Linked DNA regions of Mus musculus: region 1 is linked to region 2. A link is a contact called in ENCODE Hi-C or POLR2A ChIA-PET data. All regions are on one chromosome and are shown on one strand. The core of a region is the stretch at or near the end of the contact, and the rest is flanking DNA. Distances in the headings are between cores, read along the strand shown. Region 1 overlaps Gm36617 (a long non-coding RNA gene). Region 2 holds the start of Mtss1 (MTSS I-BAR domain containing 1).

The links. Hi-C counts contacts between places; a loop is a spot of excess contacts on that map. ChIA-PET counts read pairs that join two places held with the same protein, here RNA polymerase II (POLR2A).
Region 1: a map of v-Abl transformed pro-B cells shows a loop between it and region 2 (2.0-fold over the local background). The contact joins the enhancer-like site here to the promoter of Mtss1 in region 2. A Hi-C loop is called at or near these places in 2 of 37 maps with a recorded cell type or tissue (both v-Abl transformed pro-B cells). POLR2A ChIA-PET finds 5 or more read pairs at or near these places in 1 of 5 experiments (embryonic stem cell).

Annotation. Positions count from the first base shown.
Region 1 is chr15:59,261,367-59,265,882 of GRCm38, forward strand. The region is part of intron 2 of Gm36617 (a long non-coding RNA gene); the gene reads left to right. Among named protein-coding and RNA genes, the nearest start is that of Gm36617, 17 kb to the left of the region's middle. Within about 2 kb of position 2,787, at least 1 of the 3 ENCODE cell types and tissues checked has a DNase peak (open chromatin) inside an H3K27ac peak, as active enhancers do.
Region 2 is chr15:59,080,711-59,085,157 of GRCm38, forward strand. Mtss1 (MTSS I-BAR domain containing 1) reads right to left here and starts at 1,316. Exons shown (of 15, transcript NM_144800.2): 1 at 746-1,316. The coding sequence starts at 817.

The DNA.
Region 1 (4,516 bases), core at 1,537-4,036, 180 kb after region 2:
TCAGAAACCAGAAGCAGTAACAGACTTCCCCAAGCAATGAATTCAGGCCTTTCTTCCACTAAAGGTGGGACAGAGAAAGACTTCAGGATGGCCTGGAGCCCAAGCAGGGACTGAGGGGGTGGAATCTTACTCAAGCACCAAAGGCCAAGCTAAGTATGCAGAGTCTCTATGGACAGCCTCTGGGACTGGAGCCAGCCAGGACAGAACCATATCCCCACCCTGGTCAGTCGACAGAGTCCAAAGGACAGCCATTTGCTCCTCTCCCAACCTTTCCTGTGTGTTCTCTCTGTTGTCTGAGACTCCCAAGCTTTGTTGCTCCATAGTCACATTCAAATGAGTAGTTTCCCAATTTCAATGGGGTGTTAACTCAATGCCCAGCCATCATCACCTACACCACTGAGGCAGGGAGAACACCCTCTCCAGGAAGGCAGCATCAATAAGTCAGCTTGCAAACATCTCAAGAGATCTATCTAATCGAGTACATGTTAAAAGGAGCGACTTCTGGTCCGCATCCTCATCCTGTTTGACAAAGTGAGGGAACAGAATAGGGTCCCACTTGAGCAAAGCTCAAGGGAGGTAGAGGCCAGTTATTCAAGGGATAGGTGAGAGGTGGCCCACAAAGACTTGGTAGAAAGACATACTTTCAAGTGAGCCTTGAGTTGTGTCTATCCGGTGGAATGGGTGGAGAAAGACATCTTAGGGAAAGAAACAACTTGCAAAGACAGAGCAGTGTGACACGCCCACCTCCTCCAAGGCTTCTGTGAGGACCTGCAGGCAGCTATGCAAAGATCAAGCCCTACAGAGTGATGTGGAAGAGGAGATTGATAAATCTGGGCAGAGAGGGAAAGCCTGGGCCAGAAAACAAACAAACAAGCAAGCAAACAAAAAACATGGTGAAGGTACGGAGCTTGCCCTGGAAAGATTGAGAGTCATTGCAAGAAGCCTAAGCCAGATGGCAATGGTGACATATCTTCATAATGGCAGTGAGGTCCCAGGCAAGATAAGCAACCTCTCTGTGCCTCTGCCTTCAAATCTGTCATGAGGATAATAACAGCATCTTCTTTACTCAGAGGGGCTAACGGCTATGCAAGCCAGGACTGTGTTAACAAGAAGCTGTCATCACAAGCACATTTTAGAAGGGACTATCCAGTTTCTAGGGCAAGGCAAGGAAAGAAGGATGGACCAGATGGACCACAATAGGAGGTGACTGCGGGGATCCAGGTGCCAGGTGATGGTGGCCCCATGGAAAGCACTGGGAAAGCATTAAGCAGGAGAGACCAAAGAGCCATCAGAATAGCAAGTGGGAGTGGTGAGGGAGGAGGAGGGATCAGAGAGCATGGAGAGATGACATAGGAGTCCCAGAAAATCATCTACACAGCCAGGGAAATGCACCAGGGGGACAGAAGCAGGCTAAGAGAACCGCTGGCCACAGAGGCCAGAGAGGAGAGGACAGCCTAGCCATTGCAGTCGCTGAGAAGATCTTGTCAAAAATGTAGACAAGCTGGGCAGAGGTCTCTCCTCACAAGCAGAGTAGGAAGCATCTCTCAAATTCTTGGCTGTAGCTTCCATTAACGACAGTGGATCTCTTATAAATTAAGCTCCTCCCCCATACCCTCAAAGCAGTTGAAAAGTCAAAAGAATAGTAAGATCCCACCACTGAAGATAATCTTCTAGCTGTCCTCATTGTTTTGAACAAGACCTCTTTCACATTGGAAATGGAAAACCGTGTTGTTGCCTGCATACCATGGGCTTTCACCCCTCACCAAGGACAGGTCAACACCCTCAGTACAACATGACCTCCCCTCCCCCCCCCACCCCCCCCACCCCTCACCCCCCCCCCCGCTCTACTACCCGTCCTCCAGCCTGAACACCAAACCCTCTTCTTCTATCTTCTCTTCCTCACTGGCACCAGATCGCCCTGGAACTTGCAAGTCTTTCTCCAATTATATCCCAGAACAAGAGCAATGAGATGAGATTCTTGCCTCATTTCTGACCTTTTGAGGGGCTTTTATTTTTTTTACTACTCCACCTGGATGCTTCCCACCCTCTATCAGCATATACGCATCATGGGCACTTCCTGGAAGGCTGTGGAGAAGAAAGCATCGTGGTAATTAAGGAGCCAACTTTTCCTGTCCAATTACCATGCCTAGAAAGCAACAGAAGCCCAACCTGAATGGAGAGGCTCTTGCCGGCTGCTGGATAGCCCGAGTCTCCACCCAGTGGAGGACGTCCTTCTTTGGAGGCCAGCAGTCTGCTTGTGGTTGGGTGATCAGCAGCTGCTTCCTGTTTGCTTCCGTGCTGTCTTTGGAGGCATTGCTATCTAAAATTGTGTGAGAAATAGAAACTCTGGCCTGTGAGGACCCTTTTCTATGAAATAAGTTCCTAGGAATGACCCTCCTGATTCAAGTAAATGGCCTCACAGTGATTTTGATTGCACGAGCCTCTGGCACAATTGCCTTGTCACTCTCTCTTGCCTCGCATGACAGTTTTCATGCCTCCTCCTCTATGTTGCTAACATCTGGGGCCAGATTAATCCTTTATGTGGGCAGGGGAGAGGGCGGCTGACTGTCGAATGCATTGTAGGATGTGTGGTTGCACCTTGCGTCTGTACCCACAAAATGTCAGAGGCACCCTTCTCCCATTCAATGGTGACCATCCCAAATGTCTCTTAAAGATTGCCAGATGTCCTCTGGAGGGGTGTGTGTGTTCGTGCAGATGGGGAACTCTCAGGGGAAGACAACTGTCTAGTTCAGCTCTTTATTCTCTTCTAATGTTTTGCAGACTTCTTGGCATAAGGCCCGGGTGTCCAGTGAGGGACGAGAATGTGAATCACACTCTGTTTGGCAGTGGACATTTAAAAAACTTCTCTAGATGGTCACTGTATGGAAACTCCCTCTATAATCTTTTCCTCTGGGTCACATTCAAGTTGTGGAGCAAGCTCTGCTGCTTCTCTACCTCTGGGGAGACTCTGTGACCCAACTTTTCTATCTCAATTTCCATGGAGGTCAATGGATTTGAAAGCAAGATTTTCCTGGGGACTAAGAAATGGTCCCCAGATGCTTGAGTAAAATATAAGGGAAGTATCAATGGGTCTTTGGGGATGTTAGGGGAGCAGAAGCTCAACTATGACAGGAGATCCACTGGGCAAGGCCTTGGGTGGTTCGGAAATAGCAGAGACTTGCCAGGCTGAGATAACAGATGTCTAAGTGGATAGAGGACTCAGGGCCAGCAAGACTCTGGAAACCTGGACATTGACTAAGTTCTCAGGTCCTTGGCGCAGACTGGACATCGTGGGGGAAATAGAATCTTCAAGATTGACTGAGATACTGTTAAAGCTTGGAGTGTAGATTAAGTTGCTTTGTTGGTTTCTGGCATACCTGACTTCTGACTTGGGATTGGTACCATGGCAAGTACAAAGTGCTAACTAAATCAATAGTAGCTAGTATTTATTGAGTGCTTATTATGTACCAGACACTGTTCTTTCAGTTTTTGATGAATTTTCTCCTTTGATCTTCACAAAGTTCCCATGAGTAGGTCCCATTGATTGTAATCTCTTGAGTTAAAAATAAGGAACTGAAGACATATTCTCAAGGTGGTAGATGCAAGACAGTAAGAATCACAACCACGGAGCACCCACTCTGAGCCAAATACTGTTTGATACTTTGCAGGCACTGATTTATTTAATTCTCACAACAACCTATTGAAAGAGGTACTATTGCCAGGTGTGGTAGTGCACACCTTTAATCCCAGCACTCGGGAGGCAGAGGCAGGCAGATTTCTGAGTTCGAGGCCAGCCTGGTCTACAGAGTGAGTTCCAGGACAGCCAGGGCTACACAGAGAAACCCTGTCTCGAAAGAAAAGAAAAAGGGAAGAAAGAAAGAAAGAAAGAAAGAAAGAAAGAAAGAAAGAAAGAAAGAAAGAAAGAAAGAAAGAAAGAGAAAAAGAAAGAAAGAAAGAGGTACTATTACCAAGTCAATTTTACAGATAAGAGAACCAAAGATGAATTTTACAGAAAGTGAACCACAGAGGAATTTTACCCAAGAGCCACAGCTTGTACATGATAGGTTTGGACTTTGAACTTAGAGAGCTTGGCTGCAGAGTCTGTGTCATCTTGCTGGTAAGCCAAGCTTTTGAGACTCCAGGACCCCCTGTCTTCTCCACGCTCTCTAACATGAGCCACACAGTAGCTGCACATTAGTAGTGCCGGGAGCTAGAGTGACTTCTTCACAGACAAAGCTGTGAGTTGTTGACTCTGCTTTGCGTTTGCATCAAACAAGGAGACTAAGACCAGTTTCCCCATCTGGAAGGTCATTAGCTCTCTATACAAGAGAAGTAACATTGCTCAAACAAGAACTGATGACTAAGGCTAGGAAGGTCATTAGCTCTCTATACAAGAGAAGCAACATTGCTCAAACAAGAACTGATGACTAAGGCTAGGCACTCTGTGTAAGGTGTCTTTAGGGAGCATCACCAGACAGAGCTTGATCAAAGGAAAAGGAGAAGGAAAAGAGAAAAC
Region 2 (4,447 bases), core at 66-2,565:
CACACTCGCGCGCACTCACACGCACACACAATCCTTCCCAGAGAAGAGTGGGGTGTGGATGTGTGTTTGAGAGAGCTGGGTATAGTAGTTTTGGAAACCTCAACCTTGCCTTCCTGTTGTGAGCCTCTCAGGCTCGGGGTCCCTGGGAACTTCTGCGCCAAGCCCCGGGGGAGGGTATGGGGAATGCAAGGAACACCATCAGCAGCTCTGGAACAGACTAATTAATAACTAATTTGCTCAGATTCCCCTACTCCAGGTAGACCTGAAAGCCAAGCTTGTAACAACCCTGCCACCCAATCTCCCAGGCCGGAAGACTCTTTCCTGCAGCCAAGCAGGGGCCCCCACTACCGCTCCACCACCGCGCCAAGCACTCCACCCCAAACCCAGGGAGTCAGGTGTCCTCCAGGGCGTCCATCCTCCACGGGTCGCAGACACTCAGTCCAGGGACAGACAATGGAAAACTTGGAACTAGGGCCCTAAACCCCCAAAGGAACAAGATGGTGTCGCCCCCTGGGATTATGAATGCAGGGGTTGGTAAGTGGCATCAGACTCTCCCCCACTAGCCCCCGGGAAGTCGCCTGCCCAGTGACCCAGCACAGCCGGAGCAGTGCGGCGGGTAAGAAGGTGACACCCGGGTCGCCAGAGCTCCCGCAGGTGGCCGGCAGCGCCGGCGAGGGCCAGGCCGGCCGCGGTGGAGGGGAAGCCCCGCGGCGAGGTCAGAGCAGCCGCGCCCCCAGCGTCCTACCTTCATGTCGCTGATGATGGTCTGGAAGAGGCCTCCAAGCGCGCTGCATTCCTTCTCGATCACAGCCTCCATTTTCCCGGCGCGGCGGGGACAGGACACGCTCTCGGGGCGGCTGCACTGCGCACGGGGCCGGGCTCGCTCAGCCCGGGAGCGGTTTCACCCTGGGAGCGACCTACCTCCGGCTCGCCGCCGGTTTTGCAGAGAGCACGCGGTGCTCGCAATTTACTGCACTCTGCCCCCCCAAGTCCCAATCCAAGACGCCCAGCCGCTCCGGAGGGCGAGTCACCTATGTGCAGTGCTCGGCTCCTGGTCTCAAAAATGCCCGGAGAAGACTGACAATCAAGCCACCAAGAGTGCCCACGACGGAAAAGGCGAAGCCCATCTTGGTGCAGAGAAAACCGCCCGCTGACCCGGGGCCAGCGCCATTTACGAAAAAAAAAAAAATGTCTTCCAAATATAATTTTTTTCTGAAACTCCAAAATAAAGAAAGAGAGAACGAAAAAGGGCAGCAGCAGACGAGGTCAGCTCGCGTCGCCCGGATCTGTTGCTCGCAGACGCGGCCGCCGCCTCCTTTTTACTCCTGTGCGCCCGGCCCCGCGCTCGCTCTGGCGGTGCTCCCGGGGATGTTGCGAGGAGCGCACGCGCGCTCGCGACCGTCTGGCGCGGGAGCGCGGGGGAGGCGCGCGCCCGCGGCTCGTGCGTGAGCCGCCCGAGGGCGGGGCTGGGAGCGCGCGCTGGCTGAGAGGCGTGCAGAGCGCCTGCTGCAAGGAGGAGCTGGCGGGAGGGTAGGCGAGCCCGGTGTGCGTCTCCCGGACGTTCAGAGCGCCTCGTGCGGCGAGGGTCTCTGAGTGGAGAGGGCGAGTGAGCGCCCAGCCGCCCACAATGGCAGCTAGCGTGCAGGGAAGCCGCGCTGCACCTCCGGCCCCGCCCCTCGAGGGACCTGCAAGGTCGGCACGTTGAGCGCTGCGCCCCGCACCTGGTGAGCGACCAGTGAGGCGGGAAAGCTGTTACTGCTGTCGCTGCTGCAGCCTCTGGAGAAGAGGCCTCTTCGATGATGTCAGGACTGCAACGCCCGAGTCACGGCTGCAGGGAGCCAGCTACAAGATTAGGGAGAGTCTGGGAAGAGTATCCTGCGGTGGGATGCTGAGTTCCAGAAAGTTGCAGGGCGCTAGATTGATCTGCTGAGGCTGAGCGAACGCAAAGGGCATCAGGGTTCCTAATCACTTGCCCATCTGTCTGTACAGATCGTTGGCTGCATATGGCTGGAATGCTGATGGTTTTCCAGCCAGGGTTGCCATAGCCACAGAAAACCCCCTTGAGAAGTTTTTAAAAAGGGCACCAAAGACTGAGGTGGGCTTGATAAATGTGTCCCTAGCATCTCTGCCTAACTCCGTAGCCAGGAGCACTTATTCTGACGTCTTCCGGTGTCTGGTAGGGGATCAAATGGGCAACTTGTAAACGATCTTAAAGCACCTAATTGAACCGTTTGCAAGAGTCAACGGAACCCGTGTCGAGCTTGACCAAAAGGATCCTGTCAAATGCTGTAGTCCCAATTAACTCAGTTTAGTAAGTCATTCTTTCAACACTGATCAAAAGAATGTAGGGAACTCTGCACAGAACACTGATGTTTGTATTTTCCTTCAGGTCACTCTCCCTGACATCTGGAGAGGCCAAACCTTCTGTAAGTCACTTCTGTGCAGCAACCCTGCTGCTTCCGGCCCTTAAGGAGATTCAGTTGCAAATACCTCACCTGCACCTTGCCCATATTAGTACTTGACACGTGCTGTGTTCTCCGGAATTGTTTTTTTTTATGTTAATGTCGCTGTTATTATAATGATCCAAGTCACGGGACTGGCTGGTACAAGCTCCATTTTACAACCCATGAACCCTGTGGCCTTGAGTAAGTTATCTGAGCCCTCTGGGCCACAGTGTTCTCCTTGGTAACCAGGAGTGATGGTGGTACTTACCTGATAGCTGTCTTAAGCATTGCACGAGCTAATAAGTGAAAATGCTTCAAGTGGTATTTGATACAAGGGAAGTCAACACTCAGGAAATCCTCAATAAAAGTAGGCCAGGCCAAGAATCAAGTGCAATCTAGCTTCAGATCACCTATTGCAAGCCTGCAGTGTTGGCATGTGGTCACCGCAGAGTGCATTCTGCAACTTTATGCACTACAGCTAATTGAAGGTCCTTGTTTTTGTTGGTGGAAGAAGTTGGACCTGCCTTTCTGCCAAACTCCAAACAATATCCCTCAACTGCCCCTACCCACTTCTTGGTTCCTTTTCCCCCTAAGCTCCAACCGGGTTCAGTACTGACTTAGTTGTCCTCTCTTAAGACCAACACTAAGTTCTTTGAAAGGGGCTGTGTGGAAGGCTTCCCCCGAGAATTACAGACGCCCACCTCCATGAGACTATCCAGTTTTGGGTGAGGGAGGGGATCCAGGGCATTGCTTTCTCTCTGCTAGGCAAACACTGCACCAACTGAGAATTACATGCTAGCCCCCATGTTTTGTGTTTGAGATTTTTGAGCCAGGGTTTCAGTCTAAAGCCACACAAGCCCGGAACCCTTGCCAAGTCACCTGCCTCTGGCTCCCGGGCACTGGAATTGTGGTGCTACACCACCACGCCTGGCTTTTGGCAGTTTTAGATTGGAATCTAGCTGCTCTGTAAAGGGGTGTTGGAGAAATGAAAATGATGGGGTCAGACTGACTTACATTACACTAGATTCTGCTGTATTCCAGCTGCTTCCTAACTTTTCCTCCCCTCTGGCACTGAGTGCTTGCTTCTTTTTTGTTTGGGTTTCTCTGTGTAGCCCTGGCTGTCCTGGAACTCACTTTGTAGACCAGGCTAGCCTCGAACTCAGAAATCCACCTGCCTCTGCCTCCCAAGTGCTGGGATTAAAGGCGTGCACCACCACTGCCTGGCTTTTTTTTTTTTTTTAAGATTTATTTATTATTATACATAAGTACACTGTAGCAGACTTCAGACACACCAGAAGAGGGCGTCAGATCTCATTACTGGTGGTTGTGAGGCACCATGTGGTTGCTAGGATTTGAACTCGGGACCTTTGGAAGAGCAGTCAGTGCTCTTACCCGCTGAGCCATCTCACCAGCCCAAGTGCTTGCTTCTTGATTGTTCTTTGGTGGTAATGGAGGTGGAGGTGGAAGTGGTGGTGGTGGTGTGTAGGTGTGTGTGTTTGAAATCCTGTCTCCAAAAAAACTTAAAAAGAGAGAAAGTACGAGAGAGAGAGACAGACAGACTCCCAGGAACCAAAGTGAGGAATTTCAAACTCTCTGTCCAAAAGTAAACATGGCTCAAAATGTCCACTCCCCTTCTAATTCTTGACCTCTGGCCACTGGGCTATTTGATCTGTGGAGCCAGCCTGTTTCCCCAGAGCTCTTTCTCCACTCACTGACTGTTCCAAGGACTAGTGTGGGCCTCTATGGCTGATGCTTAACAGCGGTGCTACACATGTGGGTTTTGCTTCCCAGCCTTGCTCCTCTACCCTGGCCCTCCAGAGGGGTCTGTCCCAGCTGGTCTGAAAACTTTGATGTCTATTAGAAGTTACTGAGGAACTTTTAAGCTACACCAGACTGGACTCTGATGCTAGGAATCGTATTTAATTGGTCTGGGCTGCTACTGAGCCTTAGGATGTTTTCAAACTTCCCAGGCTATTCTAATATATGGTAAAGTGAAGCAACCT